Linked DNA regions of Homo sapiens: region 2 is linked to region 1. Evidence: read pairs that join two places in POLR2A ChIA-PET (ENCODE). Cell type or tissue: A673. All regions are shown on one strand. Each heading gives the region's core, and the rest is flanking DNA. Links, peaks and the distances in the headings are about the cores only. Region 1 overlaps DESI1 (desumoylating isopeptidase 1). Region 2 overlaps ZC3H7B (zinc finger CCCH-type containing 7B).

Region 1 (4,385 bases), core at 141-4,140:
GGCGGAGGTTGCGACGAGCTGAGATGGCGCCATTGTACTCCAGCCTGGGTGAAAAGAGCGAAACTCTGTCTCAAAAAAAAAAAAAAGACCACAAGTGGATAGAGGGATCCTAGCCAGGGGTTTCTGGGGATAGCACCCTAAAGAATGTGAGGCAGGTTCTGACCTTATCCAAACTGAGGTGAAATTTCACAGTGGTTGATGAGAACCAGACTGGATGCCAAAGGGGAGTGGTAATCCATTTAGGACGAGCATCTTCAAACCCTGGGTTCCACTGGGCTATAAGATACTAAATCTCCTCTTTCCTGTTTACTATATGTAAAATGGGGAGACTAACATTCCTTTTTTTGAGACAGAGTCTCACTCTATTGCCTAGGTTGGAGTGCAGTGGCACGATCTTGGCTCACTGCAACCTCCGCCTCCTGGGCTCAAGCAATTCTGGTGCCTCAGACTCCCAAGTACAGGCTGGGATTACAGGTGTGCGCCACCATGCCCAGCTAATTTCTGTATTTTTAGTAGAGATTGGGTTTCACCATGTTGCCCAGGCTGGTCTCGAACTCCTGACCTCAGGAGATCTGCCCTCCTCAGCCTCCCAAAGTACTGGGATTACAGGTGTGAGCCACTCTATGTGGCCTAACACTGCATTTTAAATAGAGCTGATGTGCCCTTCTGAACTGTCATTTATAAATCAGCTGTTTAAATGGCTGCAATTTGTTTATTTACGTGAAGACATTTAATAGTTCAGTGAAACTGGAGAAATTAAGGATACCTGCTTTCTCTTACCTGTTCCTTCTTTTTTTTTTTTTTTTTTTTTGAGACAGTCTCACTCTGTTGCCCAGGCTGGAGTACGATGGTGTGATCTTGGCTGACTGTAACCTCCGCCTCCCAGGTTCAAGTGATTCTCCTGCCTCAGCCTCCTAAGTAGCTGGGACTACAGGCGCTCACCACCACGCCTGGCTAATTTTTCTATTTTTAGTAGATATGGGGTTTCACCATGTTGGCCAGGCTGGTCTTAAACTCCTGACCTCGTGATCCGCCCGCCTCGGCCTCCCAAAGTGCTGGGATTACAGGCGTGAGCTACCGCGCCTGGCCCCTGTTCCTTTCAAATGAAGCTTTTCTCATTTACTTTGTGAGGAATGCTACGCTTACAAGGAGGAAGTACAATATAGTGAATAAGAACACAGGTTCTGGTGTAGACAGGTTGGGTGTGAATCCTACTGGCTTAAACGGTGAACTAATGGTTTATTGAGTGACTACTACCTTCCAGGCACTATCCTTGGCACTAAGGATACATCAGTAAACAAAAACCTCCTTCATGACACTTACTAGGTGGGGGGAGGGGACAGTCAATAATAATAATGATGATAATAAGTCATAACATGTTAGCAATAGTGAATGGTATAGAACGAACAAGAGTAGGTTAAGGGGGTCTGGGCGTAGTGGCTCACGCCTGTAATCCGAGCGCTTTGGGAGGCAGAGGCGGGCGGATCACCTGAGGTCAGGAGTTCGAGACCAGCCTGGCCAACATGGTGAAACCCCATCTCTACTAAAAGTACAAAAATTAGCCAGGCATGGTGGCACACACCTGTAATTCTAGCTACTCGGGAGGCTGAGACAGAAGAATCACTTGAACCCGGGAGGTGTTGCAGTGAGCTGCGATTGCACCACTGCACTCCAGCCTGGGCGACAAGAACAAAACTCTTGTCTCAAAAAAAGAAAAAAAAAAAAAAGAGTAGGTTAAGGGAGTTTCAGGGATGATCAGGGTGGGCCTCTTTGAGAATGTGATATTTGAGTGAAGATTTTTTTTTTTTTTTTGAGACAGGGTCTTGCTCTGCTACTCAGGGTGGAGTGCAGTAACGCGATCAAAGCTCACTGCAGCCTTGACCTCCCAGGCTCAAGTGATCCTCCCACTTCAGCTTCCCAGTTGCTGAGACTATATGTGTACCACCCAGGCCTACTTTTTTTTTTTTTTTTTTGAGACGGCGTCTCCCTATGTTGTCAAGCCTGGACTTGAACTACTGGGCTCAAGTGATCCTCCCACCTCCAGGCGTGAGCCACCAGGCCCAGCTTTGAGCCAAGATTTAAAGGAGGCAAGGGAAAGAGGGATGCAGGGGCAATGACATGCCAGGTTTATCTGAAGGCCTGTAAGGAGGCCAGTGAAGTTAGAATGGGTGAGGAGGGGAAGTAGAAGATGACCAGAGGTAATGGAGGACCAGATCACAGAGAACACTGCAGAGGCTGAGAACACTAAGCCTGAGCTGTCCAATATGGTGACCACTGACCACATGTGGCTATTTAAGTTAAATAAATGCACAAATTCAGTCCCTCAGTTCCACTAACCACATTTTAGGTATTCAATAGCCACATGTGACTAGTGTTTACTTACTGGACAGTGCAGATCTAGAACATTTCCATCACTGCAGAAAGTTCTATTGGACGCACTGTTTAAACTATAGTTTCCTATTCTGTAAAAAAAAGCATAATAACACTGCCTGCCTCATAACATTTCCAGGATTAAAAGAGACGATACATGACACATGCGTAGCACAGGGTCTGGGACATAATACATGCCCAATAAAGGCTAACTCATTTCTTCTAGGGTTTATAATTTGAAAGTTTTATAGTTGTTCTCATAGTACCCTGGTATTGAAACTATTCACGTGTCCTTCTCCCCAGTTAGACTACAGTTGCCTCAGTAACCAGGACAGTTTCTTATGTATCTTTATAACTCCAGCACCTAGCAAAGGACCTGGTCCTGAGATGTGACATGAACATCTGTTGAGATGAGCTGTTCTGTTTAGTTAGCTTTGTTGGTTGACACACAGTGCTATTGAGGACAAAGTTCCTAACCCCAATCTGGGCTGCCTGGCTTGTTATTGCAATGACTCTGCCACCCTGGCATACTGCACTCCCAGTCTACTGCTGTCTTCTCAGATGCGCATGCTCACTGACTCAGGAGTACAGCTGGCAGGTATGGATGTATCATCAGCTCAAACCCATTCCTACTAAACAGATTTTTGAAGAGGGGCCTCAGTTATTTCACACCTGAAAAACAACTCAAAAGTTGCAGGATACAAACCCTACTTTATTCTCCTTTATATCCTTTGTATCATCACTGAATTTGCCTGTAAGCTACACGCCACACTTCCTATTCAACTGCATCAAGGTACACTTAGGATCTCATCCATTCATAGAGTGGAGATAGGGACTATAGAAAAAAGATCCCCTTATTTATTCATTCTTTCTTTTTTTTTTTAAGACGGAGTCTCGCTCTGTTGTCCAGGCTGGGGTGCAGCGGTGCAATCATGGCTCACTACAACCCCCGCCTCCCGGGTTCAAGCAATTCTCCTGCCTCAGCCTCCCGAGTAGCTGGGATTACAGGAGCTCGCCACCATGCCCGGCTAATTTTTTGTATTTTTAGTAGAGACGGGGTTTCTCCATGCTGGCCAGGCTGGTCTCAAACTCCTGACCTTGTGATCTACCCGCCTCGGTCTCCCAAAGTGCAGGGATTACAGGGGTTAACCACTGCACCCAGCCTGTTCATTCTTTCACTTATTCATTCATCCACCAAACACTTGGAGCCAACAATAACATTAAAAATGAATTGAGTGAATTTACATCCTTTCTTTTTTCCTTTTGAGACAGAGTCTCACTTTGTTTCCCAGGCTGGAGTGCAGTGGCGTGATCTCGGCTCACTGCAACCTCCGTCTCCGGGGTTCAAGTGATTCTTCTGCCTCAGCCTCCCAAGTAGCTGGGATTATAGGTGTGAGCTACTGTGCCCGGCCTACATCCTTTTTTTTTTTTGAGATGGAGTCTCACTCTATCACCCAGGCTGAAGTGCAGTGGCATGATCTCGGCTCACTGCAACCTCTGCCCTCCGAGTTCAAGCGATTCTCCTGCCTCAGCTTCCCGAGTAGCTGGGATTACAGGCATGCGCCACCGTGCCCAGTTAATTTTTGTATTTTTAGTAGAGATGGGGTTTCACTATCTTGGCCAGGCTGGTCTTAAACTCCTGACCTCAGGTGATCCACCCGCCTTGGCCTCCCAGAGTGCTGGGATTACAGGCATAAGCCACCTCACCCCACCTTGTTTTCTTCTTCTTTTTTTTTTTTTTAACAAAAAAGTTCCTTTTCACCTGTTTTCCACATGCATATCTGCAGAAGATTTCATTTCAAGGAAGAGTTTCACAGCTAAAGAGCATTTGAAAACCACTGGTCAGGCCACATGCAGTGGCTCACGCCTGTAATCCCAGCACTTTTGGAGGCTGAGGCGGGCGGATCACGAGGTCAGGAGATCAAGTCCATCCTGGCTAACATGGTGAAACCCCGTCTCTTCTAAAAAAAAATACAGGCCGGGCGCGGTGGCTCAAGCCTGTAATCCCAGCACTT
Region 2 (4,385 bases), core at 303-4,302, 270 kb before region 1:
ATGCTGGGACCAAGGTGGTCCTGATATTTTAGACTCTTGGACCACATTACAAAGAACTCCCCTGGCTGGGAGGGTGGAGGAAGAGGAAGGGTCCTGGGCTGTGGTTTTGCTCTTGGGTAGGATAGGGGGGTCATAGAGCACTCCCCACTTCTGGTGCCCTGGCTGGCCCCAGTGGCCTCAGCCATCATCCAGTGCCCACAATGGCCTCCTTCCTCCTGTCACAGCCAGAGCCCTGCATGCCCAACACTGCCTTGCTCATCAAGAACCCCTTGGCTGCCACCCACGAGTTCAAGCAGGCCTGCCAGCTCTGCTACCCCAAGACAGGTAAACTTTCACCTGTAGACTCCACCCCTCTGCCCAGAGAACTGGGAATCTCAGGAACATGGGATCCCAGATCAAAAGAATCCCAGTGTCTCAGTTGGAGATAAGTGCCAGAAATCAGAAGCCCCTCTGGGGCAGAAAAGGAAAGGGGCAGGAGTTTGGGGTCTGTCCCTGCCAGGCACCACCTTCACAGTCCTTTCTAGAGAAACACTAACATGGTCAGACTCACTAGAGAGTGAGGACGGTGGTAGAAAAAGGATGGGTAGGCCGGATGCGGTGGCTCACACCTGTAATCCCAGCATTTTGTGAGGCTGAGGCAGGCAGATCACTTGAGGTCAGGAGTTTGAGATCAGCCTGGCCAACATGGTGAAATCCTGTCTCTACTAAAAATACAAAAAGTAGCCAGGCTTGGTGGTGCTCGCTTATAGTCCCAGCTACTCGGGAGGCTGAGGCAGGAGAATTGCTTGAACCCGGAAGGCAGAGGTTGCAGTGAGTTGGGATCACACTACTGCACTCCAGCCTGGGTGACTGAGTGAGACTCTGTCTCAAAAAAAAGGAGGGGGGATGGGTGCCAAGAATGGGCTCCTTCGAGGGGCTTCCCCCAGCACAGTCCCCCGGTCTCCAGGGAGCAAGTAGCCAGGAAGGGTGTGGTGGGAGCTGGCAGGAGGCCCTCAGAGGGGAGGTAGGTATATAAGGAGGGGGCCGATTCCTACCCACCGCATGGGCCTGCCAGCCATCACTCTTCAATTCTGCTTCCGGAATTATCATGTGTGTCCACCCTGCCCATAGGCCCCCGGGCTGGCGACTACACCTACCGTGAGGGCCTTGAGCACAAGTGCAAGCGGGACATCCTGCTCGGCCGGCTCCGGAGCTCGGAGGACCAGACCTGGAAGCGGATCCGGCCCCGGCCCACTAAGACCAGCTTCGTGGGCTCCTACTACCTGTGCAAAGGTGGGTGGGCTGCAGCGGGGCAGGCAGCACAGCTGGGGCCCAGCCCCTCCACCCCCAGCCGCTGCTCTACTCCCCATCACAGGTAGACAGAACAGGGGTGGGCCTCACAGCTGCACGGGAGGAGAAAGCCACGGCCTAGGCTCCTGGGGCCCGTGCAGGATGAATTCCACATCAGAATGAGCGTCTTCTTCCCTTAGCAGCTTCCAGAGGCAGGTGGGACACATTTGGGACATTCAGCTGGAGACCGAGCCCGTCACTGGCCTGTGCTCTGGAGTGTCAGGAGCCTACATGACTCATAGGGGGCTGGCTTCTCTTACCACTGTAGGGCCCTGAGGGGCCGCGGGGCAGTGTGCCCAGCAGCCACATGAAGCATTTAGGACTGGCGCATGGTGAGGGCTCCATCCACTTGAGCTCTCTGTCACTCTTCTGTTGTCACTGTCCTCATTTCTGGCTCACATCAGCCTGGTTGGTATTTAATGGACATCCATCATGTCCCTGACTAGCTTCTTTCTGGTCCCAGCCAAGCGCCTTGGTCCCGCTGTACGGCGATATGTGAATAGTCACGAATTGCTAAGGCCTTCCCAGTGTAGCCCTTTCATTTCACCAGCATGCAGCCTCACAGCTCTGGAGGAGGAAACGGAGGCTTTGAGAGTGCACCCACGGCTCTGCCTCTCCCCCAACCTGGCCCCTAGCAGTGGCCCGCCCAGGCCTCCTGAACTTGCTCCTTGTCCTCCCAGCAGCCAGGCTGGTCTAAGGACATGTCACTCTTGGGTCAAAGGCCTCCATCAGCCACTGCCCGTGGCCAGTGGGATGAAGTCCACATTCTGCAACAAGACCTACACGTGCCCGTATCCACCCCCTCACCCCTCTGCCCTAACCATTCCCCAAATGCACTGACCCTCCCTGATTCCGTCACACACGCTGTGCCCTTTGAGCCTAGTCACCCTCTGCTCCTCCTTCAAGCACCGCCTGAATCTTGGGAAGCCCTTCTCTGCGGTGCTTCCCCTTGCAATCACCCCCACTCCCACCCAGGGATCTGCCCCACTCCTCCAGGTCTGTGGCCTGTTTGTCCTTGTGCGCCAAGAGCCTGGCAGAGAGATGGGACAAGGCAGACTTAGAGTGGGAGGAGGAGAAAGAAAAACAGGTCCCACCCCCAGGAAACAGCAGAGCTCCAGGTTCTGAGCCACCTTTCCTCTCTCCAGATGGCCCAGCCCCCAGAAATTTTGTTTTGGTTTGTTTTTGTTTTATGAGACAGGGTCTTGCTCTGTTGCCCAGGCCAGAGTGAGTGGTGCTGTTATAGCTCACTGCAGCTTCAACCTCCTGGGCTTAAGCCATCTTCTTGCCTCAGCCTCTTGAGTAGCTGAGACTACAGGCACATGCCACCACACCCAGCTTATTCTTTAATTTTTAACTTTTTTGTAGAGATAGGGTTCTTAATTTGTTGCCCAGCCTGGTCTTGAAGTCCTTGCCTCAAGCAATTCTCCTGCCTCAGCCTCCCAAAGTCCTAGGATTACAGGCATGAGCCACCATGTCCAGCGCCCCCGCCAGCTTTATGTATTATCTCACTTGATTCCAACAACCCAGTCTCCTCCATTCATAGCAAAGACAGCTGAGGCTCGGGGAGTAATGAGGAATCCTAGCCCAATTCTGTCTGACGCCAAATTACATGCTCTTAACCATGCAGTGTTCTTTTCCTGGTGAATAATTATTTTTAAATCCCTTATATTTGCCAGTCACAGTGGCTCATGCCTGTAATCCCAGCACTTTGGGAGGCCGAGGGGGGTGGATCACCTGAGGTCGGGAGTTTGAGACCAGCCTGACCAACATGGAGAAACCCTGTCTTTACTAAAAATACAAAATTAGCCGGGCGTGGTGGCGGGTGCCTGTAATCCCAGCTACTCGGGAGGCTGAGGCAGGAGAATCACTTGAATCCAGGAGGCGGAGGTTGCAGTGAGCTGAAATCGTGCCATTGCACTCCAGCATGGGCAACAAGAGCAAAACTCCATCTCAAAAAAAAAATCCCTTCTATTTATTTAGAGACTTGTATACTTCTACAAAAGCAATCCTGTGGGGTGAGTGGGGTAGGAGTGATTACTGTACTCTGCAGGTGTGGAGTGCAGAAGCGGGCCTTGTATTTGGAAAGGAATTTTCAGCCCTGCCAAGTCCTGGCAGCAGGGGGTGCAGCAGACCCTGCCTCACCTGCGTTGGGGTGCAGAAGGGGGCCTGGTATTTGGAAAGGACTTCCCAGCTCTGCCAAGTCCTGGCAGGGGGTGCAGCAGCCCCTGGCTCACCTAGCTGTGTTGGGGTGGAGCGAAGCCCTGCCTGGCTCATGGGGCCAGAGCCCCACAGGCCGCAGCGGGGTGGCGAGGGTGCTGCGGGCTGCTATCCCCGCCTGGCGGAACGTGTGTCCTGTTGCCTCTTTGCAGACATGATTAACAAGCAGGACTGTAAGTACGGGGATAACTGCACCTTCGCCTACCATCAGGAGGAGATCGACGTGTGGACCGAGGAGCGGAAGGGCACCCTCAACCGCGACCTGCTCTTCGACCCGCTGGGGGGTGTTAAGCGCGGCAGCCTCACCATCGCCAAGCTCCTGAAGGAGCACCAGGGCATCTTCACCTTCCTCTGCGAGGTACTGCCCACCCACCCACTGCCACCCCATAGGCCATGGCACAGACAGGGCTGGGGATGCTCCCTGGCACGGACCACCATAGGAAGTCAGCCCTGGAACCCGTGGGCTGTGGAGGCCTGGTCTTAGAACCAGTAGGTCCTGGAGGGTCAGTAAGTCTGGGCCCTAGGATCCTATCTTGCTAGAGGCCAGATCTGATCCAGCCCCCTCATTTTGCAGAGGCAGAAACTGAGGCTGGAAAGAAAAATCATAACCCTCACACCTGCTCTTTTCTGACAGCCAGTCATAGGCAGGGCTTGGCACGTGGTTGTTTTCGTTTCTCATTCCTAGCCTGATGCAGTGGCTCACGCCTGTAATCCCAGCACTTTGGGAGGCTGAGGCGGGCAAATCAATTGAGGTCAGGAGTTTGAGACCAGCCTGGCCAACACGGTGAAACCCTGTCTCTACTAAAAATACAAAAATTAGCTGGGCGTTGTGGTGCACG

Evidence for each region. Peaks named below come from ENCODE experiments on the same cell type or tissue, not always from the same donor. Only the 100,000 strongest peaks of a DNase experiment are listed, where the experiment ranks them.
Region 2: POLR2A ChIA-PET joins it to region 1 with 5 read pairs; 2 of 35 experiments call an interaction of 5 or more read pairs at or near these places.

The regions. Positions count from the first base shown.
Region 1 is chr22:41,610,802-41,615,186 of GRCh38, forward strand. The region is part of intron 1 of DESI1 (desumoylating isopeptidase 1); the gene reads right to left. Among named protein-coding and RNA genes, the nearest start is that of DESI1, 8.0 kb to the right of the region's middle. In A673, for the core only: no CTCF peak of the experiment used is centred there; no DNase peak of the experiment used is centred there.
Region 2 is chr22:41,342,305-41,346,689 of GRCh38, forward strand. It overlaps ZC3H7B (zinc finger CCCH-type containing 7B), which reads left to right. Exons shown (of 23, transcript NM_017590.6): 12 at 225-324; 13 at 1,111-1,272; 14 at 3,699-3,904. Among named protein-coding and RNA genes, the nearest start is that of TEF, 37 kb to the right of the region's middle. In A673, for the core only: no CTCF peak of the experiment used is centred there; no DNase peak of the experiment used is centred there; H3K27ac peaks cover 408 bases.